Regions from separate parts of the Homo sapiens genome. Here region 1 is linked to region 2. A link is an interaction called in ENCODE POLR2A ChIA-PET data of the cell type or tissue named here. Cell type or tissue: PC-9. All regions are shown on one strand. Each heading gives the region's core, and the rest is flanking DNA. Links, peaks and the distances in the headings are about the cores only.

Evidence for each region. Peaks named below come from ENCODE experiments on the same cell type or tissue, not always from the same donor. Only the 100,000 strongest peaks of a DNase experiment are listed, where the experiment ranks them.
Region 1: POLR2A ChIA-PET joins it to region 2 with 9 read pairs; 1 of 35 experiments calls an interaction of 5 or more read pairs at or near these places.

Annotation. Positions count from the first base shown.
Region 1 is chr6:5,150,896-5,167,720 of GRCh38, reverse strand. The region is part of intron 2 of LYRM4 (LYR motif containing 4); the gene reads left to right. All of the region lies in intron 3 of LYRM4-AS1 (LYRM4 antisense RNA 1), which reads right to left. Among named protein-coding and RNA genes, the nearest start is that of MIR3691, 11 kb to the right of the region's middle. In PC-9, for the core only: no CTCF peak of the experiment used is centred there; a DNase peak (open chromatin) is centred at 8,350; H3K27ac peaks cover 412 bases.
Region 2 is chr6:6,983,496-7,000,320 of GRCh38, reverse strand. It overlaps LOC105374904 (a long non-coding RNA gene), which reads right to left and starts at 6,225. Exons shown (of 3, transcript XR_926432.1): 1 at 6,181-6,225; 2 at 5,168-5,271; 3 at 4,496-4,997. In PC-9, for the core only: no CTCF peak of the experiment used is centred there; a DNase peak (open chromatin) is centred at 6,240.

The DNA.
Region 1 (16,825 bases), core at 4,353-12,352, 1.8 Mb after region 2:
CTGTCCATGAAGAGTACACCATTAAGAAACATCGAGCTCAGCATTGTTTGTGTGTGAAATGCCTCCTTCTTGACAGGAGAAGAAGGAAGGTGAATTCTACTTGTGATTCAGAATGTAAGAACATTCATCGGACAGGGGTTTTATCGTTTATGTTGCGTGCCCAGCACCACATGAAGTGCTATTATGGATATAAAAGGAGTTGCTGTTAAAAAGGCAAAATAAGATGAAACGAATTGAAAAATAGAGGCTTTTATGAAAAGTAAATACATTATGGTGTACTTATTAGTGTTACAGGAATTAATAGGCGAAGAGGGAAGGCAGTGAAGAGTGTGGAGGAATTAGTCTGTTTCTGTGTATTTGTGTAGGCATAGAACAAGACATTTTCTGGTATAAGACTATTAATGGTGATTATCTTTGGGGAGGGTGACCAGAGGGATAAGAGAGAAGGAAAATTAAGCTTTTAACTTTATGCCCTTCTGTGCTTTTAAAAATTTTATCCCTTGCGTATATTACTCTGACAACAAAAAGACTAATGTAAGGTTTTTGTTTTAATTAAAGTATTTGAACTTACGGGAAAAAGGTATCTACACCAACTGAACAAAATGCCTCAAGCCTCATGATGGGTTGGGTCAGGTGATGAGAGTACAGCTGATCATTCAGGCAACAGGAACTTCTGGAAGCCAGTGATCAAAGCAGGCATTGGGCTGGGCCGGCAGCTCTCACCTATAAAACCAGCATCTTGGGAGGCTGAGGCAGGAGGATGGTTTGAACTCAGGAGTTCAAGACTGATTTGGTTTGAATGGCTTTTTGGTTTTGACAAGTTTCAGGTGTATATACGTGTTGTTTGTTTCTCTCCCTTGAATATAACAACTTATATCGAAGGAAAAGAATCAAACACTCTGAATAATTCAACTTTCATTCATTCACATACAAATGGTCCCAGTTCATCCAAGCGAGCTTTTGAAAAAGAATATTTCATTCCTCCTTGATTTTAAGCAACTTATCACTTTCCTCCTGTCTCCAAAAGTAACCATGTGAAACCCAGACCAATAATTTGTTTCATCTGTGCTTAAGTCTCACCTGATGTGGTGATGATAATATACATCCCAACGTGGGTTATTTTGGGGATAAAATGACTCGGTTTTTTCTCTCTTCTACTCTTGGACCGATATCCTAGAACAAATAGGACAAGTAGGAAAAGGCTTCAATACAATAATGTTGTCTGCTCTCTTTCTACCCTGCCCCCAAAATCAACAGTCAGTAGAATACCTTGAAAACAAATGAAGAATAACTGCATGATCTATTCAGCTTAAACAGTGGGCTGGAGTATCACGTGACAGGGCTTTCTAAAATGATTGTCAAACACTCAGCTCTCCGCTGTTTATGTCATGATATGGCCATGTCAGGTAACTTCTGTGCTTTCTTAAATGAAACCTTTAAATACTTGATGTGGTTTTTAAAAGTTTTTCTATGAACGGCTTTCAAAACTACCACAGTCTATTTGTAGTGATAGTTACTGTAATGTGTTTCTTAAAAAATTTTAAGTTTTTAATGCATTACCAAAGCTGAGGTAAATACAAACACAGAACAGCATATTCTTCAGGTTAGCTCTTCACGGCACTTGCTATTCTCATGTGTCCGAATTTATTTTTATTGAAATATGTGTTATAATTACAGTTTTATATAAGTTTATAATTTTAAAAAAAACACTAAAATTATCCATCTAGCCATTCAGTATACTCGTTTGCTTAAATAATCTAAATTTCTTCCATAATTCGTAGTTTCATTTGAGAATTTTTTAGTGAATTATATGTGAAGCTCAATCACAGTACCATATTTTCTAAAAAAGAAACTAAAAGGATATAAACTTGCATTTGTGGCCGGGCGCGGTGGCTCACGCCTGTAATTCCAGCACTTTGGGAGGCCGAGGCAGGTAGATCACCTGAGGTCAGGAATTCGAGACCACTCTAGCCACCACGGTGAAACCCCGTCTCTAGTATAATTACAAAAATCTGCTGGGTGTGGTGGTATGCACCTCTAGTCCCAGCTACTCGGGAGGCTGAGGCAGGAGAATCATTTGAACCTGGGAGGTGGAGGCTGCAGTGAGCCGAGATCGCGCCACTGCACTCCAGCCTGGGCAACAGAGTGAGATTCTGTCTCAAAAAAAAAAAATTAAAAATAGGAAAAAAAAATAAACTTGCATTTGTTACAAGTTTCTTGGGAAATTGGGTTATGTCATATCTAAAAATGAATCTCCTGGAATTCAGTAATTGCATCTACTGATTAGTTTAGCATTGACACAAAACTAGAGAAAAACAAATTAGAACAAGGACAGTTGTGTAACTAATCTGCAAAAACTGAAGGAACACTTAAAGCTGCTGTGCCTTTTTTATGATATTGCATTACAGTTCTTTGAAAAATAAACACAGATATACACTTGTGTCCACGCTAGAGCAATTGACAAATTGCTATAACAGGTAGGAACAATAAGTGATCATTTGAATGGGAAATTAAGGCAAACTGATTGAAACTGGGAATATGGTGTAACTTTTATTTCTCCATTTTCTCAACTAGTAACAAAGAAAATGTTTCTAATTGTATGCTTACAAAGAATTCAGCATGATAGGAGGAAAGATATAATATTCAAAAGTACTGCATTAAAATGTTTAATTTACAATTTTGAAAGCTTCTGTAGAACATAATAACTTTTTTTTTTCTCTTGGCACTAGTAAATTTTTTTTTTTTTTTTTTTTGAGACACAGTCTCACTCTGTCGCCCAGGCTAGAGTGTGGTGGCACAATCTCGGCTCACTGCAACCTCCGCCTCCCAGGTTCAAGCGATTCTCCTGCCTCAGCCTCCTGAGTAGCTGGGATCACAGGTGTGTACCACCACACCCAGCTAATTTTTAAATTTTTAGTAGAGACTGGGTTTCACCGTATTGGCCAGGCTGGTCTCAAACTCCTGACCTCAAGTGATCAGCCTGCCTGGGCCTCCCAAAGTGCTGGGATTACAGGTATGAGCCGCCACACCCGGCCAATATGGATTTTTATATACTGAAGATATCATCTACCCAGAATACACATAAACAAAGGGAACATTACTGACACTCCAGAAACACCTAGAATTTTTTTGCAGTCACTATACTCCACCACCAATCAGCACTATCCTGACTTCTGAAATAGGTTGGTTTTTCTGTTTTTTCCCTTCTATAAAAGGAATCTCATACAGTGGTGCTGTCTTTATATATTATCTAGATGGAATCTGATCAGTCTTGCTCATTATTATTTGTGAGATTCATCCATATTGCTGCATGTAGATGTGGACAGTTCATCCTCAGAGCTGTATGTTTTTTCATGGTTTGAATAAAGCACAATGTATTCATTCTTTTTACTATTGCTGGGCATTTGGGGGGTTTCCAGTTTTGGGCTAGTGTGAATAGTGCCAATGTGAACTTTCAGATACTTATCTTTAGTGAGCTGTCATTCTAGGAATGGAATTGCTAGATCATAGATTTTGCATATGTGTCCAGCTGTAGAAAATACTACCAAGCAGTTGTCCAAAGTGGTTATGCCAAAATGCATTCCCATCAGCAACATGTATTCTAGCTTTTCTACATCCTTTCTAATACTTGGTATTTCCTGTATTATTTTTAACAATTCTAGTGGATATGGTGGTTTTAATTTGAATTTCTCTAACGAGATGATTGCCTTTTCATGTATTTATAGATGACAGCATATTCCATGTTTATAGATTAGAATACTCAATGTTATAAAGTTGTTAATGTTCCCCAAATATATAAATTTAATGCAGTCCTAGGCTGGGCACAGTGGCTCATGCTGTAATCCCGGCACTTTGGGAGGCCGAGGATCACCAGAGATCAGGAGTTTGAGACCAGCCTAGCCAACATGGTGAAACCCAGTCTCTACTAAAAATACAAAAATTAGCCAGGCATGGTGGTGCATGCCTGTAACCTCAGCTACTCGGGAGGCTGAGGCAGGAGAATAGCTTGAACCCAGGAGGCAGAAGTTGCAGTGAGCCAAGATCGTGCCACTCTAGCCTGGGTGATAGTGAGACTCTATCTCAAAAAAAAAAAAAAAAAATTAATGCAGTCCTGGGACTAGCAAATTTTCTTTTGCAGAAACTGAGACGCTCATTCAAAAATTCACATGAAAATGCAAATGGCCAAGAACAGCCAAGGAATTCTTAAAAAAAAAAAAAAAAAGTTGGAATGCTTCTGCCACCAGATGCCAAGCCTGTTCTAAAGCTCTGGTAATGAAGGGAGTGTGGCGTTGGTGCGAGGCTAGGCAAACTGATCGGTGAAACAGAACAGCCTGCAGAAAGAAACCCACTTTTATACAGTCACCTGATTATGTCAAAGGTGGCGTGCAGTGCAGTGGGCATGGCACGGCCTTGTCAATAAATGGATTTAGCCAATGGGATTGCTATTTGAAGGGAAAGATGTCTTGACCCCTTCCTCATACCATACATGAAATGGATTGTAGATTTAAATGGGAATGGTGAAACAATGAAGTGTTGGAGGAAACAAAAAACACCTTTGTAAACTTGGAGCAGGCAAAGACTTCTTAAACAGGACACAAAAGAGTGAACCATAAAAGGAAAAAATTAATACATTGGACCATATTAAAATTATGGTATCAGAGTAACTATTATTGAGAGAATGAAAAAGTAGAATGAAAAGGAAGAAAACATATGAAAAATTTATATCCACAATATATAAAGAATCCTACAAATCGATTTTTTTAAGGCTGAAAACCAACTTTTAAAAATAGGTAAAGACTTGAATGTTCACTTTACAAAAGGCCATATCCAGATAGCCAATTAACATACAAGGATTCCATCTTTTATTGTTATCAGTTTCCCTTTCGTCTAATGAGAGAATATGTATGTAATTCAACTATTCAAATACTCTATACTAATGACGTTCTTAAAGAGTATGTTTATAAAGCATTGGCATTGTGTATGATTGCATTAAAGTACAACATCCTTTAAATATTACTGTTTAGGCTCATGATGTTTTGGTGCCATAGACATATAAACATACAGAATCTAAAGGATGCAACAGCAGGAAACACCAGATGGCTTCACAGATACTTATAACCCTTTGGAAAAAGTTTTTCCATTACCATGAAATGTGAGCAAACAGATCTCCCCTGCCACCTGCCTCCTGTCTTTCTCTTTCTCTCTCTCTCTCTCTCTCTCTCGCTCGCTCTCTGTCGCTCCATCTCTGAGCTGTAGACATCACATCCCTGACCCAGGGCCACATCAGGCTCACTGTCGAGGGTCAGTAGTGTCATCCTTCGGGAAACACTGAAGGGACATATGAGGAGCAATGATGAAGTAAGGAGGCCTCTTGTGTGCTCTGCCTGGAGACTTAGTGGGATTTTTAAAAATAAGGTAAATGAAATGGGTGTAAAATTGACACAAAGACCAAGTTAAAACATTCTGCTCTGATACATACTGATTGAAATCATCTAGCGAGCTTTAGAAACTAGCAGTGCCTGAGGCCAAGAGTGTAGCCAGGTGATTCTGCAGTGCAGGCAGGGTTGACAGCCTTGGTGGTGCTCAGTCCTCTCATAGTTAAAGCTGAAATGCCATGCTCACCCTCCTGAGCAACCCTGTTAGGCTACATGACTTGTGTTGTGGCTGGGTTGGGGAGGAGTTCTTTTTACACTTTTTTTCTGGGGGTTGTTGTAAATCCTGGGAATGAGTAACAGAAAGTGGTAAGAGTGTCTTTTCATGAAGATGCTCACAGATTTCCTAAAGAGATAGACTTCCCTCCCTTCCTAATCACCCCTTGAGAACCTCGCTGAAGATAATGGGCACCCAGTGTTATCTCAGCAGAGAGAGCTCTTGCAAACAAGAAAGGCCTAGATCGTTCATGTGTCCCTTCGTCTTTCCTTCTCCTCAGCCCTACTACACTGATCAGGAGTTCATGAGCGTAACGCAAGTATGTCAATACTGTGAAAGCACAGGGCTCCAACAGCCTCCTCCAATGAGAAATGTAGTGGTAGGAGCTGTTTTAATTTTTATTTCTTAAATGCTATTGTGAATACAGATATACTGTCATGAAAATACATCTCTGAGATATTTACATATTTCATACAGCCCTTTGCAACTGCTTTCTTCAGCAGTTAAAATCTTACTCTCCTCTTCAGTAACAAAAAAATAATAGGTATATTTTAATATTTTGTACTATACTGCTTTGATTTCATAAGTTATTCCAAATGCTAACCAGTAAGGCTGTACTCATCTAATAAACTATTTAAGGTTGTCATATGTTCAAGAAAACAGGTTATATAGAACAATTTGAAGACAATGCAATAGAAAAACTTTTAAAGATAGATCCTACTAATTTATCATTTAGCTAATAGGTTTTTGCATTTCTTATATTTTTCTGTTTCTTTACCTATCTTTTCTGCCAGCCAAAGAGCAAACAGTAAATAAAATTTTCATCTACAACCTCCAACCTGGTTCTAATTCTTAACATAGTTTTTCATTCACTAGTTCAGAATATTGTTATTTAATTTTAAAAATCTAAATTTATATATCATTAATATAAGGTGGAATATTTTCATAATTCTGTAACTTAGCAATTTCTTCTTCTAGTTTTAGATATTCCACATATGTAGTAGTATTATCAATGTAGGGTCTCAGCATTTTCCATAGTTTGGAACAAGACCATATTCTTAATTTGTCTAGTGGGAAAAGGAAAGCTGAAGTCCAGAGCAGTTAGACTGTGACTGACTTTCTATATTATTAACATAGGGTACAGAAAATGGAATGCCATTTTTCTGGTCTAAATCGTTTGCTCCCCATCACATATTTGGAGCTTTTCCATGTCTATAAATGGCCAGTTGACTTAGAGGCATAGGGAAGGAGAGCATCTCGTGGTCAGTGAAGGCCTGCAGAACCGTGCACTGAGCAGGTGCCTTTCCACCCTACCTGGTGTATTAGTTCATTTTCATAATAAAGACATGCCCAAGACTGAGTAACTTCTAAGAAAAAGAGGTTTAATGCACTCACAGTTCCACATTGCTGGGGGGGGGGTCTCATAATCATGGCAGAAGGCAAAGGAGGGAACAAAGGCACATCTCACATGGCAGCAGGCAAGAGAGCATGTGCAGGGGAACTCCTTTAAAAAACAGCCTTGGTGGTGCTCAGTCCTTTAATATCCTTTAAATCTGATATTATAAAAATATCAGATTTTGTGAGACTTAGTCACTACCACAAGAACAGCACGGAAAAGACCCGCCCCCATGATTCAATTACCTCCCACCAGGTCCCTCCCACCACACGTGGGAATTCAAGATGAGATTTGGGTGGGGAAACAGCCAAACCATATCTCTTGGGTTGAGACCCATGCCTGATGCATGATGCATCAGCCTTCTGCTCTCCACTTCTCAGCTGAGCATGTGGAGGGTCCGAGAGGCTAGTAACCAATCCAAGGGAGTTGAACCCAGGTTTACCAAACTCTGAAATTCTACCAGTTTGCTACTACTCCAGGAGCTTAGCATCCACTGGGAAGAAGGGAATGGTACACACACAAATAGACACAGCTGAAGAAAAGGGCCATTTACTGTTATGAGTTACACAAATAGCAGTCACCAAGCTAATGGAATCCAGAGAAGTAAGACCTCACTTCCGGATGGGTGGTCCTCGAACTGCTTCTGCATTGAGAAGATCAGCCGTAAGCTGAAGTTTTAAAAAGAGAAGGGATTTCAGGAAGCAAAAAACTAAAATGGAAGAAAAACATCCCAGGAAAAAGTGATGGCTTCAAATGAGAAAGGCATAGACAAGGGAAGATGAGGATGTGAGAAAATAAAGCAGATTCCAAGCCAGTGCACATGTGTCAAGAGGGCAGAGCTGTGTTTGATAGAAGCCAAAGTCAATGTTCATATGCTTTTTGAGGTTAAAGGAAGTATCAAGAACTGTGAACTGAGGAAGTCCCATAAAACTTCCCAGAATGTGATTCGAGGTAGATTGTAAAAGATAGGTATGAATTGTAAGGAAAGGTCTTGAACAGAATGTCAAGATTGAAAGACCCAAGACCTAAGGTGTGCTCGCCCAGTGGGAGGCTAGAGGACAGGTTTTCTCTGGAGAGAGGTTGAGATGGGCTTGGATAGTAGCCATGTAGGCGGTAAAGGACCACTAAAAATACTTTTGTTCAAAAGCTACTCTCAGCAGGGTCACCAGTGGCCTCTTTGTTGTAAATACAATGAATAAATTAAAATAAGTCCTTTCCATCCCTTCTTCTGCATGATCACTCTCAGCTTCTGATAATGCATTGACCAGTTTCTCTGGAAAATCCTGCTGCACTGGTTTTTGAAACACCCCTCTCTCCTGGCTTCCCTCTCACTATGACTCAGTCCCCTCCATAGCCCCTTCTAGGCTTGTCCCTTTGTCCCAGCATTGCATAATCTGGCCCTGTCCTCTACTCATCTTCATCTTCTCCTGAGTGGGGATGACACCCACATACGTGTCTGGGGCCCACCCCCCTGCCAGGACCCCATGGGGACCATCCTACCTGCCTAGTATACAGTTCCTTTGGAAGAGTACGATCGCTGCTGTCAGTCTGGCCCCCTCCAGCCCAGCTTTCTCCCAGACACAGATCTGGTCATGCCTTTCCCCGAAATCCATGGCTTTAGCATACAGTGGCATTAGAATTTCCATGATCCCACCTCCCCCATGTGGCCCAGCCGAGGTCCACCTTCAGAACCTGCCTGCATGATGAGGAGGCCAAGGTTGCCTTCTCACCCACATTTCAGTCCAATTATGAACCTTTAAAATACTCCCTCTCAAACTGCTAGGCATGTTGCCCCTGGAAATCTTTGTTTCTTCCAGATTTGACCCTCTTCCAGCCTGGCAAAGGCAATGGCTGCCACTCTAGATTTCTGCTTGACAGACATGACCTCAAGACCTGCAGACTTGACCAGGCATGGTGGCTCACACCTCTAATCCCAACACTTTGGGAGGCCAAGGTGGAAGGATTGCTTGAGGCCAGGAGTTTGAGACCAGCCTGGGCAACATAGTGGGACCCTCTACAAAAAAGTAAAACATTAGTCGGGCATGGTGGTGCATGCCTGTAGTCCCAGCTACTTGGGAGGCTGAAGTGGGAGAATCGCTTAAGCCCAAGAGTTTGAGGCTGCAGAAAGCTATTATTGCACCACTGCACTCCAGCCTGTGTGACAAAGCAAGACCCTGTCTTTAAAAAAAAAAAAAAAAAAAACGTGGAGACCAGAGAAATAAACCTGCAGACCAGAGAAATAAACCTGCCATAGCCAATTTATCTCACTCTGTGTGTGGCAAGGGCTTTGGAAAAGAATGTTATCATTAATCGTGGTTTGTGACAGTGCATTCAGTGTAAATTTTTATTGCCAAGAATACTTGCCCAAGGTTTTTCTGTTCCTGTTTGTTTATGCTTCTTGAAATACTTTGAAACACTGCTTAATTACTCTTATATCGGTATAGAGATATATGTACATATATGAAGACACATAAGTGTATATGCATGCATACTGTGAACATACATGCATGCATTCACATGCATGCATAAATGTACACACACGCACAGACATATACATTATACATTTGGGTGGTGGGAGCTATTTTTCTTCCTTTTTTTCTTTTGTTCTTTTCTTCCTTCTCTCTGATCCTGTCCCCATAGCAAACAGAGTGTGTGGCTTGTGTTGTTGTTGCCTTGGCGTTTCGGGCCAGCCCCCCTGTCAAGTCCTGCATCCTCTTTTCATTAGACCTCCTGGATGGCAGCAGGGCCTGCCGACAGTGCAGAGGCGGCTGCTGGCCGGCTGGGGTATTCTCACTGCAGTCTGCGCCTACAGGCTTGATGAAAATCCAATTCATGTTACCCTACTCTGGCTCAGGCACTGTTAAAATTGAGAGATATATTCAATTTTAAGCAAGAACAAACGAAATCTGTCTTCTAAAGAAAAGTAGGAACAGCCTCTTGTGGCATTTCTTTAAATGGACTAATATGTTGATCTCGGAGAAACTGGGAGCCATCTTTCGTGTTTTCATTATTAAGCCAGGTAAAATGAAAATCAAATCTCACTCCCAAATGCCACCTCTGGGAATTCTCTGTTGTTTCTGTTTTAAAGTAACCTACATGATTCCTTCTGTCATTAAGGCATACTGTTGAAAATGTAAGATTTCAGTCTTCTTTTTTTTTTTTTTAGTTTTAGATACTGTTTAGGTACTTCCTGTTTGCAGGGCTCATGCAAAGAACATTTCATAATGTTCACTGGTTGTGAATATCTAATTGTATGAGAAATAATTGCTGTGGATCTTACTTCACAAATAAACGACAATCCGAACCTGGCAATAACCTACCAATTATCAGAGTACTGCATCATAGTCCGTCACAGATACCTAAGTCCTTATTTATTTACATGTTTGTTTTTAAGTGAAATTATGTGTCATAAAATGTAGGCATTAAATGGTAACTTTCGCCACACTAGGTTATTCCTGATGATCTAGGGAAAATACTTTTTTGCGTTGAGTGCTTTCGCTTAGTAACTCTTATAAAGGAGCAAATATTCATATGATTGTAAGAGAACAGAAGAATGCTTTCTTCTTTCTTTTGCTAGGTTCACTAACTCACTGACCTTGTAGCTCAGTGCTGTTTATCTGACTCGAAGGGGGAAATTCTGGAAAGTGGGCTTAGCATTGCTTTATTCTTACTTACCAGGAAAAACTCAAAAGGCCAGAGGGGTGTGTGTTTATTTTTCTCTTAAAAAGGTGGAATTGGGCTAAAGCGAGAGCTTCAGGGGGGATCTTGTGACATTCCCATCATGTCTGTTGTGATTTGAAAGCTTTGCAGGTTCATGAGCAGCTGCAGAGCTGCGCCTGGGAAGTCAGGATTGCCTTGCAGTACAGATTCTCACCCGTACTCTCCTATCCATCTTTCCCCGTCACCACCCCTCCCTGAAGAAGAGCTGGGTGTTTCTGTTTCTGTTTCTGGGTTTAGCACAAAACAGATTATAGGAGATCTGGATTCGGTTGCATAAAACAAATCTGAGACAGGGCATTATTCTAATGACATCTAGAGCATGAGGCAGCTCAGCAAGGAGCCTCCGCAGGTCACCCATCCAGACTCGAAGTCCTTCAAGATGCACGGGCAGCCCCGGCCATTCCACACGTGCACCATTGCTTTGCTTTTTATTTCTTTGCCCCTCTATCCTGGCTTCTGCCCCCACCTTATTCTTTCTGCTACCAGTGGATTGGCTGCCACTGTGTTCTGGAATGCTGTGATGAGTTCAGTATAGCAAATGCACAGGCACACTCTTGCACACATACATACCATGGGTTCCTGCCCCAGCCACTCCAAAGACCTGGACCATTAGCAGGCACCTGTGGTCCCAGCACCTCTCCTAGGACCCAGGGGCTCTCCACCTGAAGCACAGTGCCTTGCTGGAAGGAGCCGCCTCTTGGCCACTCTGCAGAAAAAGGGGCTGTGAGCCTCAGCTTCATGAACGGCTGCCTTGCATGTTGAGCTTAGGCTGTATCTTTGGAACACAGTCTTCCTCTTCAGAGCTAACTTCGTTTCATCATCCTGGATTTGATAAGGGTTATTCATTCTAGCTCTTTGCCTCCTATTTTGGCAAACACTCCAGAAGACAGATGATACCATCCTATTGAAAAAATGACTGTTGAATAACAGATTATAAATCTGTGTGTTTCCTCTGGAGAACTGTGTGTGAAATGAGAACATTGGGTTTGTCCAGCCTGCCTCCAAACATATCTCAAGATGTTTCTCTCTGCCTGTTGTCCTTAGCCATAGGAGACAACTAATGTGTATTTCACAGGGAACATGTATAATACTTTGGAACATACACAATTCCGAGAGGTGTAACATACCAGAGACCTTTGCTTTTTCCTTTGCTTTGCTTAATGCCTTAAACTTTCCTAAGTGCTCCTCCGTACATTAACATGTGAGCCTTCAAAGTAGCTGGGAGAGGCTATCCATACGTTTTGCTGCCAAGAAAAACAGGCCCAACACTTTACAACAGAATAATGGCAGGACCAGTGTGAGAATCCTGGTTTTCTGGTAGGCTGGTTCCCTGACATCCTGGTTCAGCAACGTATCATCCTTAAAAGATATATAAATGTTGGCATGACTACCCAGCCTTTCCAACACCCACAGCCAGTGAAACCCAGTTACTGAAAAATGATGGAAAGTACCAGCATCAGTAATTTCCTTCTGTGTATATGATCTCAGTGGCTGAGGAATTGCCTAGTAGCCTAGTAAAGACGGACTCTGAAAACTGTCCTGTTTCTGTAGTAGTATTTATTAGTAATCCATCTCAGCCGGGCTCAGAGGCTCACACCTGTAATCCCACCACAATGGGAGGCCAAGGCAGGCAGATCACTTGAGGCCAGGAGTTCAAGACCAGCCTGGCCAACATGGTGAAACCCCCGTCTCTACTAAAAATGCAAAAATTATCCAGGCGGTGGCGCATGCCTGTAATCCCAGCTACTCAGGAGGCTGAAGCAGTAGAATTGCTTGAACCCGGGAGACAGAGTTTGCAGTGAGCCAAGATCACACCACTGCACTCCAACCTGGGCAACAGAGCAAGACTCTATCTCAAAAAAATAATAATAATAAAAGATCCGTCTCACAGTAGGCAGGGTAGGGGACTCAGTAATTCTGTACAGAAAAGAAGCAGTGCTTCTGTGTCACTCTTGCTCCGTCTATGCATCCCATCCACCATCCTGTTAGAACGGCATTGTTTATTAAAAGTCCCAGGCCTGGGGTGAGGAGACCTGAACCCTGATGCCCCCCTCTGACACTGTGTAATTTGGGTGAAGTTACTGCACCTTTGTGAATCCGCCTTTCTTTTTTATTTTTATTTATTCATTTATTTTTTGAGACGGAGTCTCGCTCTGTCGCCCAGGCTGGAGTGCAGTGGCGCGATCCCGGCTCACTGCAAGCTCCGCCTCCCGGGTTCACGCCATTCTCCTGCCTCAGCCTCCCGAGTAGCTGGGACTACAGGCGCGTGACACCACGCCCGGCTAATTCTTTTGTGTGTTTTTAGTACAGACAGGGTTTCACAGTGTTCGTCAGGATGGTCTCGATCTCCTGACCTCATGATCTGCCCACCTTGGCCTCCCAAAGTCCTGGGATTACAGGCTTGAGCCACCGCGCCCGGCCGAATCCGCCTTTCTTTTTAATCTGTATGAGGTGTTGGGTTGTCTTCTGATGTTTCCATCTGTGTCCTGTGTGATCGTAGATACTGCATGCCACTCTCTGTCCAGCACGTGATGCCCTTTGCAACCTCCTTTCTCACCCACCCTGGGGCTTGGGAGCTGGAGATGGGGGAATAGGGGTGGTCAGTGAAATATTAAAAATCAGACTCCTATAGACACAGTTTGCAGGTGTTATATGGAGTTCCTTCTACTGTTTCATTCTACTGCATTACATTTTTATGTTAACTTAATAGGCTAATATTTTATGAACTTGTAAGATTGAATATATGGAATGAAATCAATGTTTCTGATAATTACTTGATGGGGTGGGGAGTTTCAGGAGAAAGTCATTTAAAACCTCCAGACTGATATTGATTAAAATTAGTGGCTTAAAGATTTAGAATATCTAATTTATAGGGTTTTTTTCTTGGTTGACTCTATAACTTAGGTAAAAAAATGTTTCCGTAGCTTTTATGATAACATTTAGCAGGTAATTTTCTTTACTAGATGTAGGGAAGAGCCAGCAATTTACAATCAGAGCATTCCATATATCCCTGTTTAGGGCGTTTCAGGGTTTATTGCTGCAATTTAGCATTTTTATCTGGGATGTTCAACTTCTAAGGGACGGGCTCTCTGTTTGCTGTTTTAAAATTATTAGAGTCTTTCATTGTATCTGTCTGTATTCACAGCATATATGGTCATTTCATTTGAGTGTTCATGAACAGCCCTCAATATATCAGTGATTACTTTATGTGTCGAGCACCGTACAACAGTGGTTGCCAGTTCTGACTACACATCAGGATGTATTTTTGAAGACTTACAGAGGTGATTTTGTTGAGCATCACTGTTGAAAACCACAGGTTTTCCAAGAGTGTCCGTGTGTATTTCACATGGCTTTACTCGTCAGGAGGTACTGGTGATTGCCTCTTTCACAAAAGAGGAAACTGAGGCTCTGGAAGGTTCTGTGAGTTGCCCCCGGTCACACCGAACAGCAGCACTTCATCAAGTTAGTTTCCAGATGTCCAGCTTCTCTCTGCCCAGCTGGGCAGGCACAAGAGACTTGCTGTGTTATGACCTGGTGTCTTAGTTTTGTTTAAGATTAGCAAGGGCGCCAGGTGTGGTGGTTCACACTTGTAATCCCAGCACTTTTGGAGGCTGAGGTGGGCGGGTCACTTGAGGTCAGGAGTTTGACAGCAACCTGGCCACCATGGCAAAACACCATCTCTCCTAAAATATAAAAATTAGCCAGGCGTGTTGGTGCACACCTGTAATCCCAGCTACTCAGGAGGCTGAGGCAGGAGAATTGCTGGAACCCAGGAGGCGAGGCAGAGCTGAGATCACACGACTGCACTCCAGCCTGAACGACAGAACGAGACCCTCTCTCACACAAAAAAAATAATAATAAGATTACCAATGGTTCAACAGAAACAAAACCAACAGCCTAGTGTATTGTGACAGTCCTGGGACACAGAGGCAGAATTAGGTACGTACTGCCTTCATTTAAGGAACCTGCAAGCCCAGCGGCCTTAAGTATGCTACTAAGGATATAGTACTAGTTGTCACATAAATAAAATTCTAAATCCTGTCATTAAATAAGCCACCCTTATGCCTTTCTCATCTGGCAGCAAGTTTGTCAGCACAGGGCAGTGGGTAAAGAGTTGCCGTCTGCTGCGTGTTTCCATTTGCCCCGTGACCTAGCCTGGAATTCCTACCAGCCAACAACAGAGGAGGCCCAAGAGGAAGGCTTTCCCCAGAAACACGCAGTCCCATCCCCTGGAAACAGTTCCATGAGCACATTAGCTTAGCTGATTATGAGAGTAGCTAGGCATCAGCTCAGGCACTGAGTAAAGCAGACCTTTGTAATGGGGCTGAGGGAGGAAGCGTGTACAACAGAGGGGAACAGCCAGGCCGGAGACAGACACGCAGCTGGGGCTGCCTCACTTCTCCGTTTGCCTCCACCAGCCATGCCTTCTGACTGGACATTTTCACCAAAGAAGATACGATGGGGTATAGTTTTTAAAAAAATATTAGAAGGATGGCAGATTATTAAAAGCCAGCTCTCGCCCCCTATTTAATCTAGTACGTCATGCCGGCACTGGAGGTAGTACATGTGTGTCATTCATTGTTTGTGGGTGTTTCCCCGAGTGACATAGTTGTCGCTTAGTTGCCGCTTTCCTAGGAAATGCTTTTGGCATCACATACTTGCCTGCAGCTGATCAGGGAAGCAGCTTGGCAGGGCAGGAGAAACACAGAGCTGAGTCTGCCGCTCTCACTGGCGTGCTAACCATGGGCAAGCTGCTTAGCTTCTCAGCGTCATGTTGCTCCTCATCTATAGAATGAAGTTGGGTCAGTGATTTTTCTCTAAGGTCCTTTCCAGTTCCCATACTTAGTGGTTCCAGTGATACATATTGACAAGAATATGGTATCATTCTTTTATTCATTCATCAAATATGCGTGAATCACCCATGTCTGGGAGCTTGCTAGATGCTGTGAGCAATTGCAGCAGTGAATCCCACAAAGATCCTGCTTTCCTGGAGCCTGTCATCCAGCCAGGGAGACAAAATGGGGGCACACAGGATTCTCCCAGAAAGCAAAATGGGAAAAATACTGGTAGAAAAGAACAAGGAAAAACTTATCTTCTATTTGTTAAGCCTCCCTCTGTGCCCTAAAGACTCTATTTGATAATTTATGGACTTTTAATTTAATTATGACAGTAATCCGGTGAGGTGGATTTTATTATCCCACTTTATAGATAAGGAATCAAACATTCAGAGAATAAATAATCTGCCCCTAGTCATGCAGCTAGTAAATTGAGCCAGGATTTCAGAACAAGCCTTTCTGCTTTGAAAGCCCATCCCTTCTCCATTAGAACATGCTGCCTCCTGATAAAATGCTTGGCGAATTGATACAGGAGATAGCATATGCCACCGAGGGCAGGATAAGCATTTTCTGGTAGAGGAGCCGTTTGCTCAAGGACCGAGAAGTGGGTGGAATTGGCACGTGTGACTGGGGAGAGGATTTCCTGGAGGCAACAACTGTGAAGGAGTCGGGGCAAACCCAGTGAAAGGGAGATGGGCCAGGCAGAGACTTCAGAAATTATTTAAAAGGCATTTTGGAGGCCGGGTGCGGTGGCTCATGCCTGTAATCCCAGCACTGTGGGAGGCTGAGGCAGGCAGATCACGAGGTCAACAGATAGAGACCATCCTGGCCAACATGGTGAAAACCCGTCTCTACTAAAAATACAAAAAATTAGCTGGGCATGGTGGCACGCATCTGTAGTCCCAGCTACTCAGGAGGCTGAGGCAGGAGGATCCCTTGAACCCAGGAGGCGGAGGTTGCAGTGAGCCAAGATCGTGCCACTGCAATCCAGCCTAGTGACAGAGCAAGACTCCGTTGCAAAAAAAAAAAAAAAAAATTCAAAACAAACAAAAGGCATTTTGGAGCCCCTGAAGATTTGGAGTAAGAGGTTAAATAAGTAAAGGTCACTTCTAGCCATGCCATGAGAGTACTAGTGTAGACACTGATTAAATAAGCTGATAGGGGCTTGAATTGAAGATTAAAAGTCAGGAAGGGAGAAAAGAAGACATGGAAGAGAATGCTATAC
Region 2 (16,825 bases), core at 2,936-10,935:
CAGAATGTGCTCTTTTCCTTCAGCCTAAGTATTCCGCACATTTGGGAGCCCTGTCCAAAGGGCTGCCACGGCACCACGGTGGCTGCTTCTGTGGAGCAGCTGCTGAGGCATCCTACTTCTCCTTTGGGTCTTTTGAGGTCCACCCTTTGTTTGTGTCTTTGGTCAGTGCTGACCATGCAGAAGCCACGTCAGAGAGAGCCTGGCTACCCCGAGGGGTGGTGCTGGCTTGTGACCACCACACTCTTAAGGGTTATCCTCAGCTTTCTAGGACCTGAAGCATAATGTTGTCCACTCACCCAGAACTCTTCCAGCTGCGCAGCTTTTGCTAACAAAACTTTTCAGGGAAGGATCATCAGCCTGCATGTCAAGAGCTGCGTATCTTCCCAGGGACTGGGGAACCCATGTTCCCAGCACCAGTGCTGCTTAGTGAGGGGGGAGTCAGAATAGAGGGAGCTGAACCCCAGGACCACAGCTGCCCCTCGAAACCATGAAGTCCTCAGGAGGCTTGCTGAATTGAAGCTGCCATACCCCATGCAGACGGCCTCCATCTGTTGCCAAAGCTCTTTCAGACAGGTTCAAATACAGTTAATTCAGCTACACCTTTCCCTAGATTAACTGTAGAGTTAACTATATGAAATTGCCATATTTGTGGGTCAAAAACAGTCCAATATTACAACTTCATGTAGTTCCACCTAGTAGTTTTCTTTTAAAACTTTCTTTTTTTTATTTTTTTTTGAGATGGGTTATACTCTGTCACCCAGGCTAGGATGCCATGGCGAGATCAGGGCTCAATGTAGCCTCGACCTCCTAGGCTTAAGTGATCCTTCCACCTGAGCCTCACAAGGTGCTGGGATTACAAGCATGAGCCACTATGCTCAGCCGCTTTTAAAATTTTCTTTTTCTTTTTTTTTGAAACAGAGTCTCACTCTGTTGCCCAGGCTGGAGTGCAGTGGCACGATCTTGGCTCACTGCAACCTCTGTGTCCCAGGTTCAAGTGATTCTCATGTATCAGGCTCCCTAGCAGCTGGGATTACAGGCACACACCACCATGCCTGGCTAATTTCTGTATTTTTAGTAGACATGGGGTTTTGCCGTGTTGGCCAGGCTGATCTCGATCTCCTGACATCAACTGATCTGCCCACCTCAGCCTCCCAAAGTGCTGGGATTACACGCGTGAGCCACCATGCTCGGCTCTTTTTCAATTTTCAATTTTCAATTTTAAACTTCTAAAAAGCAAAAGGTTGCAAAAACAGTGTTAAGAGGTCCCATGCACTCATCACTCAGCTTCTGCAATGGTGACATCTTATGTAGTATTATATGCTGATCAAAACCAGGAAATTGGTATTGGCATCATACAGCTAATTAGTTTACAGATCTTGCAATGAACTGGTTTACAGGCTTTGCTTAGATTTTTACCAGCCTAATGGCTTTTGGGGGCTACCTCCTAGTGACTTCCACACTGACACTAAACAATCTTTTACAGTCTATTTATTTTACAGATAACAGATCACTTATTTTGTTTTTAAGTTTTTGCAAATATTATGTTCTCAAGATAAAAATTCAAATGATATAATTTTGTATAAAATAGAACACGAGAGCTTCCCTCCTCTCTTTTCTCTCTCTCTGTAGAAGTAGCTACCATTGGAAAGCTGATGTAAATCTATCTTTGCTTTTTCCTATGGATACACACACACAAATACATATGCAATTTCTTTTACAAAAACAATCATATTTTATAAACGTTCTCTTAATATGTTATGAACAAATTAATTGCAATAGTACCACGATTTTTGTTTATTACCATTTTCTTTTATTTGTTTCACTGAGTGAAAGATCAAGTTCTGAGAGTGATTTACTCTGCCCTGGCAAGTGAGTCTTGAGTGCTCTCCTTTAATCCGGCCTCCACGCTGCAGATGACAGTGTCTTCCTGGCAGGATATTCTGTCTCTTTGTCATTTCAGATTCCCAAATTGATTGCATCATTCTCCACCAGAGCCCGAATTTCTGCTATGACCTCTGCAGCTTCTGGGCTGCTCTGCTCCACTCCACTCACTCACTCTCTCCATCGCGGTCAGCCAGGTTTGCTGACCCATCTATGAGCTTCTTTGAAACTCAGCACATTTATGATTTAGGATTTCTCATCTGTCAGACCTGCATCTCTCCCAAGATTGTTTAACTTGGGACACGGTTATTAAATCTCTGTGGACTTCTGTTTTCTCATCCGTAAAAGGATCACCTACAGGGCTACAGGCTCTAGAGCAGGGGGAGGCACAGTTTTTCTGTAAAGGTCCAGGGAAGCAGGCCAGGTGCAGTGGCTCACACCTGTAATCCCAGTACTTTAGGAGGCCGAGGCAAGAGGATCACTTGAGACCAGGGGTTTGGGGCCAGCCTGGGTAATATAGTGAGATCCCATTTCTACTTAAAGAAAAAAAATTAAAAGGTCCAGGGAAGCAAACACTTTAGACTTTGCCAGCCATATGGTTTTTGTTGCAGCCAATCAGCTCTGTCATCGTGGTGCAAGAGTAGCCACACACGATAGGTAAATAAATAGACAGGGCCGCATTCCAACAAAACTTTACATGTGGACACTGAAATCTGAATTTCATATTGTTTTAACGCACCACAAATTCTTCTTCTTTTTCTCAACTGTTTAAAAATGTAAAGAATGTTTTTGACTCACAGGTGGTACAAAAACAAAGGTGGTGGGCAGGACTTAGCCCATGGGCTGTAATTTGCCAACCCCCTGGTCTAGGAGGAAGCACCTAGGCTTTGGGGTCAGATAAACTAGGATTTCAGTAGCTTTTGTTATCTATCTTTTGTCACCTGCTAACTGTGTGACCTTGAGCAGGTTATATAAGCCTCTTAAACTTCAGATCTGGAAGGGTTGCTATAAGCATTAGAGATAACCTATGTAAAGTCTGTGACACGCAGAGGGCACTCAGTAAGTGCGAGTTCCTTTTCCACGTGCTTGAGGATATTTCCAAGACTAGAATTCAGTAACCCAGAGCACAAAGTCCATTTCCATTGTAAAGCGTTTTGGGGTGAAGATGACTGAGAGGTGTGTTACACTGGTTTAAACATACTCTGCAGATTCTTTGGCTTAATTGCAAGTGTACACATGTGTGCATAGAGATTTTATGTTTACGCACAGATCCCATGCCCCTCCATGGCGACAGGGAGCAAGTGACCTCTCACAAGGGGTCCTGAATTTTAGATTGTACAGGAGATGCCTCCAATTTAGTAATTTCTTACTCTTTTATAACTTTATAGCAATTTGTGGCATGCTTCTTAAATCAAGAAGTTTCAACAAAATAAAAAAAATCAATATGCATTATATATTCTATAAAAGAGACACTTCAGTAACTCAAAAAGTCTATGTTCTTCAAGTGCCCCGCCACAAAGGGTTATAGCCCTTGGATGAAGCATCTTTCTAGTCCTCTTCTGAACTTACCCACTTTCCTGTTCAGACAGGCCCCATGCTGGGACATTTCAACCCACTGTAGAATTTAAAGTGACTTACATGTTGTCGTAGTCCATTTTGTGCGGCTATAACAGAATGCCTGAGACTCAGTAATTTATAAAGAAGAGACATTTATTTCTCAGTTCTGGAGGCTGGGAAGTCCAAGATCAAGGCTCCAGCATCTGGCAAGGGCTGCTCTCTGCTGCCAAGATGGCACTTGCTGTGTCCTCTGGAGGAGAGGGACCTGTGTCCTCACATAGCAGAAGAGCAGGAAGGAATGAACCCACTACTGAAAGCCCATTTTGAAAGGGAACTAATTCATTCATGAGGGCAGAGCCCTTGTGACCTGAAGATCTCTTCAGAGGCTCCACCTCCCAACACTGCTGCATTGGGGATTAAGTTTCCCACGTATGAATTTTGGGAAACACATTCATAACATAGCACATATATTATTTCATTCGACACCTAGAACTGGTTTTATTAGTATCTTTTTGTGTGATGGAACAGGCTCAGAGAGGTTAAAATGATTACCAACAGCACACAGCTGTAGGAGGAACTAGAATGCAGACCCTGGATTCCTGGTCTAGTCCTCTGGCCAATGTGTGGCCTTCTTCCAACACCACTTCTAAATATTATATTTGGTCCATTTCACCTCTTTATTATCTAGTTTTTGAAGATATGGTCTGTATCTTTTTTGTATTACATGAGAGATTCTAGACAGTTTTACCTAATGCAGTTTTCAACAAATACAGACACTCCTCTACTTACGATGAGGTTATGTCTGGATAAGCTCATCCTAAGTTGAAAATATTGTACCTTTTGTTTTGTTGTTTTCTGAGACAGGGTCTGGCTCTGTTGCCCAGGCTGGAGTGCAGTGGCATGATCTTGGCTCACTGCAGCCTCCACCTCCCAGGCTCAAGTGATACTCCCACCTCAGCCTCCTGAATAGCTGGCACTATAGGCATGCACCACCATACCTGGCTAAGTTTTATCTTTTTTTGTAGAGACAGGGTTTCACTATGTTGTCCAAACTGGTCTTAAACTCCTAAGCTCAAGTGACCTGCCTCAGCCTCCCGAAGTGCTGGGGTTACAGGCGTGAGCCAGTGTGGCCGGCGAAAATATTGAACCTTTGACTTATGGTATTTTCAATTTAGGATGGGGATATCAGACATATCCCCATATGCTGAGATGTGTAGAGAATACCTACTGCTTTTGCACCATTGTAAAGGAAAAAAAATCGTAAGTGGAACTGTTGCAAGTCAGGAACTGGCTGTAGTCATTTCTTCATTCACATATTCAGCAGCTGTGCTCAAGTCATTGCCCTTCAGTTAGTCATTTGTAAGCATTTGCTGGGTGCTTCTGTGAGCTCAGGGAAGAGATCACAAATGCTGTGGAGGATATGCAGGAGGTTTTCCAATGTAGCTGGTTTTCCAACATGAGGCAAGAGCCTCAGCCTTAGACAGACTCAGGCCCAGGTCTCAAAGCTGGTTAAACTCAGGTCTAAAGTTCCTTAATCTCTACAGGTCTTGTTTCCTCACCTGTAAAGTGGAGAAATGAATATCTACTTCATAATAATGTTGTAAGAACACAAGTGCTTGGTTTACAAACAGTGCTGATGAAATAGTAGCTATTATCAATCATAAGCAATGAATACCGTATTAGGCAGGATAGAGTAGGTTGCACGGGGTTCCCCAGCTCAGTGTCTTACCACGTTATCCCTCATATATTGATGCCCTACGACCATTGTGGATGCGCTGAGGCTCCGCTCCAAGTCATCTTCCCTTGGGACTCATGCTGACTGAAAGGTTGTATCTGGAACACCAGAGAGAAGCTGAGGACAGAGAGAGCTTGGCAGAGCCCACACCGGCTGTTAGAGCCCAGGGTGACCTGCGTTACTTCTCCTCACCTTTCGTGGGCCAAAGCAAGTCACATGGCCAAGCCTGACAGGACTGGGAAGAGAAAATAGAATTCTCTCCTGGCAGAGGCAGTGAATATTTTGGAACACTGTTACAGTTTACCACAATATAATATATGCAAAATAACCTGTAGAGACTACCAGAAAGTGTGGTACAGAAGAGACATGCAAATATGGAATCAACAGTAACACTGAGTGGGCTTTTAGACTTAATTGCTTCCAGAACAAACAATTCTTTTTTTTTAATTAAACATTTTTTTTTGACTGGGCATGGTGGCTCATGCCTATAATCCCAGCACTTTGGGAGGCCGAGGGGGAGGATCCCTTGAGTCCAGGAGTTCAAGACCAGCATGGGCAAGATGGCGAGATCCCATCTCTATTTTTTTCTAATTAAATAATAATAATAATAATAATAAATAAATTCATTTTTTTGAGACAGAGTCTTGCCCTATCACCCAGGTGGGAGTGCAGTGGTTTGATCATAGGTCACTGCAGCCTCTAACTCCTGAGTTCAAGTGATCCTTCCACCTCAGGCTCCCAGGTAGCTGGGACTGCAGGCATGAAGCACCGTGCCCAGCTAAGTTTTTAACTTTTTTTCTAGAGATGGGGTCTCACTATGTTGCCCAAGCTTGTCTTGAACTCCTGGCCTCAAGCAATACCCCCACCTTGGCCTCCCAAAGTGTTGGGATTACAGGCGTTAGCCACCATGCCCAGCTGAGAACAAATGATTCTTTAAGAATTTTCTGAGAAAGGCTTGTCATGCTCACTCTCTTGTCAGGCTTATATAAAATCAAAGATTACTGTACATGCACTCCAACAGTTGTGAAATACAGAGTTCCAGGACAGCCAAGCTTCTGTTTATCTTCCTCAAGGCTTTCTGAGGCAATCATCAATCAAGTTAAATAACTTCTTGTCATTCAACCTAGGTTTTTAAAATGCATTTGGAGAAATCAATAGCATTTTGGAGACTCATTAATTTGAATGTGAGGGCACACACACACACACACACACACACAGACACACACACACAGTTGTCAATCTTTTGGATCCTGTATCAGTCAGGTCTTTTAGTTACAAACAACAGAATCCATGCTAGGAAAAAAAAAAATCTAGTAATAGCAACTAAGTAGCTCAGAAAATTTCCAGGAGAGCTTTGTTCTTAAAAACAATAGCTGAACTACATTGATCACATTGCCAGATTGTTCCAGTAGAATACTGACTGCTGCCAACACTGGGTGTGAGGCATTGCTGTGAGAACCTCTGCCAAGTTACCCTTGAAAGGTAGACATCTCCCTTCCTTGTGCTCTGCCACCTTGCCAGAATGGATCCTGGGTGACTTCCTCTGTTTTTGAAAAAACATCTCTTTTATTATTTTTTTTATTATTTTTTTTGAGATTGACTCTCGCTCTGTCGCCCGAGCTGGAGTGCCTTGGCACAATCTCGCCTCACTGCAACCTCCGCCTCCCGGGTTCAAGTGATTCTCCTATCTCGCCCTCCTGAGTAGCTGGGACTACAGGTGTGTGCCACCACACCCGGCTGATTTTTTTTAATTTTTAGTAGAGACGGGGTTTTACCGTGTTAGCCAGGATGGTCTCAATCTCCTGACCTTGTGATCTGCCCGCCTCGGCCTCCCAAAGTGCTGGGATTACAGGCGTGAGCCACTGCGCCCGGCTCTTTTATTTTTAAAAATAATCTTCTCCAGGTCAAAATCACATGCATTCACCACCTTAACCAAGTGATCAAATTTAGCATCTCCAAAATGAGAAAATTTGATATAGCATGTGTCATAATGTGATCCATTATGACATACGCAGCATCACCTGTGACATTCTTTTATCAGAAGGCACTAATATCTGGTGGACTTTATTTTTTTGATGATAGCAGCTATGGATAATCATTGCCTAGACCCATTAATTCCTTGGAAGTTACAAAATGGTGATATTGTAATTGTGCCATTTCTTTTAAAACAAAACCTTTTTATTTTATTTTATTTTATTTTTTTTAGAGACAGGGTCTTGCTGTCACCCATGCTAGAGCACAGTGGTGCAATCATAGCTTACTGTAGCCTCAATATTTTGGGCTCAAGAGATCTTTCCACCTCAGCCTTCTGAGTAGCTGAAACTACAGGTGAGTGCCACCATGCCTGGCTAATTAAAATTTTTTTTTTAGTAGAGATGAGGTCTTGCTATGTGGCTCAGGTTGGTCTCAAACTCCTGAGCTCAAGCAATCCTTCTGCCTCAGCCTTCCAAAGTGCTGAGATTACAGGCATGAGCCACTGTGCCCAGCCTATTTAAATTTTTTTTTTTTTGGAAATTGGAATAGTTTAATAAGGACACTCTTCCCCTTAGCTATTTTTAATTACAGGTTGGTCAGGCTATAATAGAAAGGCAAGATAAATGTTTGGTTCTTTCCCTTTATTAGTTCTTAAATTCATGAAAATTGGTTCTCTAGCACCCTATCATCCTTTAAAGGTGGCCAATTCATTTTTTTAAAAAAGAAAATCAATATGACTTCATGCATTAAAACATATTTGAGCTTCAGTCAATTGTAGTTCTTTTTTCTTTCTTTCTTTCCTTTTTTTTTTTTTTTTTTCTTTTTTTGAGACAAGAGTCTTGCTCTGTCACCCAGGCTGGAGTATAGTGGCATGATCTCGGCTCACTACAACTTCCTCCTCCTAGGTTCAAGTGATTCTCCTGCCTCGGCCTCCCAAGTAGCTGGGATTACAGGCAAGCACCACCATGCCCGGCTACTTTTCTTATATTTTTAGTAGAGACAGCGTTTTGCCATGTTGGCCAGGCTGGTCTCGAACTCCTGACCTCAAGTGATCCACCTGCCTTCGCCTCCCAAAGTGCTGGAATTACAGGTGTGAGCCACCGTGCCCAGCCCCAGTTGTAGTTCATTTTTGAGGCTCAAATTGTTCTATCTTTTTCTAGTGGAAACCACTTTAATTTGGTTCTTGAGTTCTTTTGACATGACTTTTGTGGTCTTTATTTTTTGTTTGTTTGTTTTTTGAGATGGAGTCTCACTCTGTTGCCAGGCTGGAGTAAAGTGGCGCGATTTTGGCTCACTGCAACCTCTGCCTCTGGGTTCAAGTGATCCTCTTGCCTCAGCCTCCCAAGTAGCTGGGACTACAGGCCCGTGCCACCACGCCCAGCTAATTTTTTGTATTTTTAGTAGAGATGGGGTTTCACCATCTCAGCCAGGATGGTCTTGATCTCTTGACCTCATGGTCTGCTTGCCTCAGCTTCCCAAAGTGCTGGGATTACACGCGTGAGCCACCGTGCTTGGCCTGTGGTCTTTATTTTTAAGAATTATTTTTATTTAAAAAATATTTTTTAGAGACAGGGTCTTGCTCTGTCCCCAGGTTGGAGTGCAGTGGCATGGTCAGAGCTTACTGCATCCTTGACCTCCTGATCTCAAGGGATCTTCCCACCTCAGCCTCCCAAGTAGCTGGGACTACAGGCGTGTGTCACCATGCCCAGCTAATTTTTTTGTTTGTTTTGAGACAGGGTCTCACTCTGTCGCCCTGGCTGGAGTACAGTGGTGCGATCTCTGCTCACTGCAACCTCTGCCTCCCAGGTTCAAGCAATTCTCATGCCTCAGCCTCTCCAGTAGCTGGGACTACATGAGCACACCACCATTTCCAGCTAATTTTTGCATTTTTTAGCAGAGATGGAGTTTCAGCTTGTTGACCAGGTTGGTCTCGAACTCCTGACCTCAGGTGATCTGCCCACCTAATTTTTAATTTTTTTGTAGAGATGGTGTCTTACCATGTTGCTCAAGCTGATGTTGAACTCCTGGGCTGAAGCAATCCTCTTGCCTGGGCCTCCCACACTGCTGGGATTACAGGCATTAGCCACTGCACCCAGCTCTTGGTGGTCTTTAATGGTTTCCTCACTATCTGGTATGACAAGAAGTTTCAGGCTGATGGATCTGTATATGTGTATACGTACATGTGTATATGTGTGCATATATACACAATTATATCTATTTTAAGGTAAAAGATTAAACAACACATGCATTTATACTGGTATTTCCAATTCAGATCTAGATTAGGTGTTTAACTTTTGCCTTTTCTGTGTTAAATCTATGCATCTTTTCTTTTGTACTGAAAATCTTGGTCCTCAAAAATACATGGGGGCTGGGGGCAGTGGATCACCGCTGTAACCTCAGCACTTTGGGAGGCCAAGGAAGGCAGATCACTGAATGAGGTCAGGCATTTGAGACCAGCCTGGTAAAAATGGTGAAACCCTGTCTCTACCAAAGATATAAAAATTAGCTGGGCATGGTGCATGCTTGTATCCCAGCTACTTGGGAGGCTGAGGCAGGAGGATTGCTTGAACCCACAAGGCAGAGGTTGCAGTAAGCCAAGACTGAGCCACTGCACTCCAGCCTGGGTGACAGAGCAAGACTTTGTCTCAAAAAAAAAAAATTATATATATACAGGAGATTATATAATTAGAACATCCTATAGTTAATTACTCATTTACTTTATCTTGTAGTGAGCACACAATAGTCTCAGACTACCAATATGAATGCTACCACCATGAGTAGAATTACTGTGAGCAGTTAAATATTATTTCTTCACGTGGTCTCCCTATTTTCCCCATAGTCATACTACATCAATTTTGCCTGAGCATGTAGTCACTGCATGCTGTACTCTGTCCCCTTTATTTATTTATTTATTTATTTATTTATTTATTTATTTATTTATTTTATTTTTTGAGACGGAGTCTCACTTTGTCACCCAGGCAGGAGTGTAGTGGTGTGATCTTGGCTCACTGCAGCCTCCACCTCCTGGGTTCAAGCGATTCTCCTGCTTCAGCTTCCCAAGTAACTGGGACTACAGGCGTGTGCCACCACACCTGGCTAATTTTTGTATTTTTAGTAGAGACGGGGTTTCTCCACGTTGGTTAGGCTGGTCTCGAACTCCCAACCTCAGGTGATCTGCCCACCTCGGCCTCCCAAAGTGCTGGGATTACAGGCGTGAGCCACCACGCCTGGCCTCATATCCTATTTATTTTTCTTTATCTTTGACTTTGTGTGTGTGTGTGTGTTTGTGTGAGATAGGGCTTGCTCTGTCACCCAGGCTGGAGTGCAGTGGCATGAACACGTCTCATTGCAGCCAACCTCCTGGGCTCAAGTGATCCTCCTGCCCTAGCCTCCTCATGCAGTTGGGACCACAGGCACATGCTACCATGTCTGGCTAATTTTTAAATTATTTTGTAGAGATGGGGTTTCCCCATGTTGCCCAGGCTGGTCTCAAACCCCTGGACTGCAGTGATCCTCTCATTTTGGTCTCCCCAAATGCTGGGATTACAGGCATGAGCCACTGCACTCAGCCTTATTTTGATTTTTAAAATGTCTTTTTATTTCCTATTTCCTTTAAGGCATTATTGACTGTATTTATTCATTCTAGTTTTTCTTCATTTTTGAAATGATGTTATCTTTGATATACAATTAACTTACCGAGTTGTATCACCTCATTTCTAAGTTTTTCCTAGTTTTAATTTATGTTGTTCTTTTATGTCTTATAGCCTTTAAAAATGTATTTCAGTTTTTTTTTTCAACTAGAAAGTGATATTTTTGATATTTTCTTTGGGCATGTCTTTTAGTAGATTTTCATTATCTATATAGATGTTTTTCAGCTTCTTATTCTTTTTTTTCTTATAATAACTTCGGATGGGATTTGATCTTTTTTTTCTGCTTACTTTTAAAATTAAGGCTAGGTTCGGTGGCTCACGCCTGTAATCCCAGCATTTTGGGAGGCCAGGAGTTCGAGGCCAGACTGGCCAACATGGTGAAACCCAACTCTACTAAAAATACAAATATTAGCCGGGTGAGGTGGCGGGCACCTGTAATCCCAGCTACTCGGGAGGCTGAGGCAGGAGAATCGCTTGAACCTGGGAGGTGGAGGTTGCAGTGAGCTGAGATTGTGCCACTGCACTCCAGCCTGGGCAACAGAGTGGGACTCTGTCTCAAAGAAAAAAAAAAAAGAAAATAAATAAATAAATAAATAAAATTAAGTCTCTTGACCTTTTAGAAGGAGGCATGGTTAAGAGTACTCTTTCTAATTTTATCTCCTGCCGAGCATGGTGGCAGGCACCTGTAATCCCAGGTACTCTGGAGGCTAAGGTGGAAGGATTAAGGCCCAGGAGTTCAAGACCAGCCTGGGCAATGCAGTGAGACTCTGCCTCAATTAAAAAAAACAAATTAGACTGGGAGCAGTGGCTCATGCCTGCAATCCCAGCACTCTGGGAGGCCGATATGAGAGGATCTCTTGAGCCCAGGAGTCTGAGGTTGCAATGAGCTATAATTGTACCACTTCACTCTAGCCTGGGTGACACAGTGAGACCCAGTCTCTAGAGAAAAAAAATTAATTAAAAGAAATTTTATCTTTGGCTCTTTTCTTTTTTTTTTTTTTTTCCTGAGGAGTCTCGCTTTGTTGCCCAGGCTGGAGTACAGTGGCACGATCTCGGCTCACTTCAACCTCACCTCCGGGTTCAGGCAATTCTCCTGCCTCAGCCTCCCGAGTAGCTGAGATTACAGGCATCCACCACTGCGCCCGACTAATTTTTGTATTTTTAGTAGAGACAGTGTTTTGCCGTGTTGGCCAGGCTGGTTTTGAACTCCCAACCTTGTGATCTGCCCTCCTTGGCCTCCCAAAGTGCTGGGATTACAGGCATGGGCCACCGCGCCCGGCCTTTCGGCTATTTTCATGCAGCAATTAAAAATATGTTAGTTTCGTTTCTCAAGATTTCCTGACTCTCTTCTTTCTCACTTTTAACTGGACTCTTTCCTCTGTCCCTGCCTACCTTTTTAAAAAAAATTCCACTCCCAGAAGTGTCTCAGTGGGGGGGTTCTGTTCTGAAAGGGAGCCTGACTTGCTGGTTTCTAGAATTCACAGGAGCTGGATTTCTGCAGACCCATTGATCCTTACTGAAAGCCTCTTATACTCACCTACTCGGCGAAAGCCCTTCCAGTTCAGCTGCTGTTCGCAGATGGCCTCACTGAGCTCTCTGTTAAATACCATGGCTACTTTCAGGTTCTCCAATTTTCAGACCCACTGGAACACCCTTTTGTGTTGCTCTGCTTCCTCCCACAGAGACGATGCAGCTTATGTGACTACTGGTGCTGTATCCTCATGAGCTTGTATTTTGGGGTCTGTGGGGAAAATGTTGTGACCTAATTTTGTTGTAATTGTCCATGGTAACTTGGTTTTGCTTTCTAGTTGCTTTATCTGTTTCGTTTGTTTGTGGGAATTCAGAGAGATTAACAAACTGTGCCCCTGCCTCCATCGTCTCCACATTTCTCTCTCTATATTATTCCTGTTTGGAACTTTTTGTAACACAACTGGAAAAATAAGGCATGCAGGTGTATCTGATTGGTTGAGGTTAAAACGCATGTTTTTGCCGTAGTTGCAGAGGAAGGAGGCTGGCTTCCACCTTGGGAAAGTGGGGCTCATAGATTTGGAAGTGCCCTAACGTGGAAGGATATTGAAAATGCAAGGCATATATCCACTATGGATCTATCTGCCCAGGCTTGGTTTTTGCACACATAAGCCAGGTTGATGCCTTTGCAGTGTCATTTGAAGGGCCTCAAAGTTTCCAACTGCCTAAAATATTTGTCCTAATAACTTCCCAGAGATGAGAGACAATAGAGTGACTCCTAGGATAAAGATATTGTCTATTAAAGATTCCACATTTCATTTTATTAATGAAATTATGATATTTAGGAGGTTAGGTTGGTTTATCTCATCAGAGGACTGGGAAACCAGTTAAATGTTCATCTCATAAACTGGCCTTTGTGACAACTGGTTTTTGGATTGACTTGAGCCTCATAAATTAGCTATGTGTATACACAGAACTTTTGACTCTAGAGATTAACAGAAGCACCTTGAGTTGACTCTTGCACCGTACACATCTTGAATATTTCTATGGACTGAGGACAAACCAGGCTGCCTCTCTTAGGACCCTGCATATTGTAGTTCTGGTCATCTTCCTTGCTTGTGCTAGTACTGCAGTTCAATTGATTTTGACCCTTCCTTGGCGTATCCCAACATGTTTAGCTTCCCCACTGGCCTGCCACAGGAGTCCTAACATGCTTTGGATAAACTCTTACAGCTTATCAATCAAGACTTTTAGGAAAATACATTTAAGATCTGTATTTATCTGCCAGTTAACTAAAGCACACAAGGTTTCTTCAATCCTTTCATCACAATGGCCTAAGTTGCACAGGGATTCAATAAGCATCCTAGGGATGAAATCAACAAGTTTTCGATGTACAACATCTATCTAATCCCTTTCAGTAAATGGACCACTCATTTCTGCACCAGCCAAGGTTTCCTGGTAGAACATGTTATTTATAGCACCACATACATGTGCCTCCCAGTACCATGTGGGCAATGCAACATGATGAAAGCAAGTTCATTCCTGGGGGAGAGAGGCTTCCTTTAACATTGCCTTGTTTCCTGTTTTGCTGCTATATTTACAAAAAGTGTCCAAAGCATGTCATTTTATGAGTGCCTAGTCTGAAAATGTTTTTCACCAAGACAAGCCAGGATTACCACTGACTGTCTTCTAAGGAGCTGTTGCTTCCCTGCAGTGGAGATCACTATTGCTTCTGAGAGCAGATGGAGCTGAGCAGTGGATGCAAAATCCTACCAGCTATTGAGCTCCTACTATATGAGTCAGGTTCATTGTATACACATGCTTATCATTTAATTCTCCCTAGAACATCACGAAACAAGTACTGTTAGCTTCACTTTACAGGGGAGCACTTTAAAGCCTGGAGAAATGAAACTGTCTGAGCTCACAAACCTGGCAAGTGACAGAAGCGAAATTCAAATCCAGCTCTGCCTGATTCCTAAGTCCAGGCTCTAAATGGCTACATGACCCTGGGCCTCAGAGCTGAAAGGCAGGGCCAGCTTCATGGGCAATGCCCTGGTTCCTGCACTTAGAACATCTCGGTGTTTGGTTTAAGGCTGTACTATCACAGTCTTGAAATTCTTTTTCGTTGTTGTTGAGACGGGGTTTCATCATGTTGCCCAGGCTGGTCTCAAACTCCTGGGCTCAAGCGATCTGCCCGCTTCAGCCTCCTAAAGTGCTGGAATTACAATGTGAGCCACCGTGTCCCTGGCCACCTTTTTTTTTTTTTTTGGAGGAGGCTTTGCATTTTTATTGTACAGTGAGCCCCAGAAATGATGCAGCGCTAACCAAACCACTGACGTTTGCACTTACCAAATGCCCGTGGCTCTTTCTATGGTGGTGCTGACTGTATTCAACCTCCCAGACCTCAAGAGCCAGGCTGAGCAGCTCTGCTACATGATGAGGGGTGTTTCCTGAGCAGGAGGAAGATGACTATAGGGGCAAGAAGGAGGTTGGAAGGAATTCCTGTAGGTGCTAGCTTCACCCTGCTCCTGGCCTACACCTCTTTCTCTCCAGCTATCCTTCCTTTCCCCCCAACTCTGCTTGCCCTCACCATACTGGAGTATATAAGGTGTGGAGTAAGAATTCTGGAATTGGGACCCAGTTCTCCTGGTTCCTGAGCCCACGCTCTCCTCACTAAGGATGCCTATGGACAGAGAGGTATGCTTCAGACTTCTGAATGTCTTAGCAATGTTGAATTAGCCCAGATTCACACCCCCTACATGCAATAGTTTGTGTTCTGCCTGGACTCCTTTGCGCTTGGAAGGATGTCTAGTCCAGAACTCTATTCTGAACTCCAGACATTTATTTCTGGAAACCAACTGGACAAATGTTCCTGGAAGTTTTGCAGGCACCTCAGGCACATTGTCCCCTCTCTGGCAACTTGGCTGTGATCTCGGTTAAAGGATGACCTCTGGGCCAAATGCCTCAGCCGAGTGTCTTAAAGTTGTCTTAGCTCTTTCCTGTCTCTTATTTTCAACATCACCAAATCTCACTGAATCCTATGGACTTCTTCTTCTTTTTGTTTTCCTGGAAAAGCCGGATCCCTTAGACTACTGCCTTTGTGTGTCCCTTGGCCATGTCTTTTGGCTTCTACGGCTGTGGAACTGGTCTCTTTGCCCTACAGTCTCTTCTTCCAGGCCATGCTCCACCCCACTGCAGAGTGAGCCATTGATAAGACAATCCTGACCATTCACTGTCTTGCTCAAAACCTCTATAAAATCTCCATGGGCTCCCTGTTTGCCACAGGACAAAGTCCAAACGCCATCTGGCCACATTCTGCCTTCTCAGCTTCATCTCCTTTTGTTTCCCGACTGTACTGGGCGCATCAACGTTTCCCAATACAAGTACCCTTGAAGCCTCTCTGCGCGTGTGCTGTTTCAGCCTGGAATCCGTCATGTTGCCATGCCCCATCCGCTTAGTTATATATGCATTCTCCAAGGCTCAGCTCCAACATTGTCAGTGCCTGGACATTTTCCCAGACTCCCACCCACCCACCTCCCGACCTCTTCTTACTCATTGCCCTCATTGCTTGTCACACTATCCTGTAAGCATTGGGTCAAGGGTCTATCTGTCCGCAGTTGGATCATGGTTCTTGACGTTTGTATTCCCAGTGACTAGCACGATGCCAGGCACACAGAGGGGTGAATGATGTGTGTGTGTAACATTTGGAATGACTATAGAGTTCTTAAAAGTTATTTTGATGTTTGAATTTTCAAACAGATAATTGACACATGCAGTACTTTTAAATCAGAAAAAAATGCTGTCAGTAGATGCATTTCAAAATGTTATATATATGTGTGTGTATATATATACACATATATGTGCGTGTATATATATATACATATATGTGTGTATGTATATATATACAGAGCCAGACCCTATTTCAAAAAAATATATTTTATTATATATATAAATAATAATATTATATATATAAAATATATAAATATATATATATTTTTGAGATAGGATCTGGCTCTGTATCCCAGGCTGGAGTGTTAACAGTGTAATCTTGGCTCACTGCAACCTTGCCTCCCTGGCTCAAGCGATCCTCCCACCCTCAGCCTCCCGAGTTGCTGGGACTACAGATGTGCACCACCACACCTGGCTAATTTTTGTATTATTTGTAGAGACAGGGTTTCGCCATGTTGCCCAGCCTGATCTCAGACTCTTGTGCTCAAGTGATTAGCCCACCTGGGCCTTCCAAACTGCTGGGATTATAGGCATGAGCCACTGTGCCCAGACAGCTAAACTGTTTTTAAATGGTGTGTAATTAATAGACAATAAAATGGTTGAGCACAGTGGCTCATGCCTATAATCTCAGCACTTTGGGAGGCTGAGGCTGGTGGATCACTTGAGACCAGGAGTTCGAGATCAGCCTGACCAAGACAGTGAAACTCCACCTCTACTAAAAGTACAAAAAAAAAAAAAAAAGCTGGACGTGGTGGTGCGTGCCTATGGTACCAGCAAGTCAGGAGGCTGAGGCAGGAGAATCACTTGAACCCGGGACGTGAAAATTGCAGCG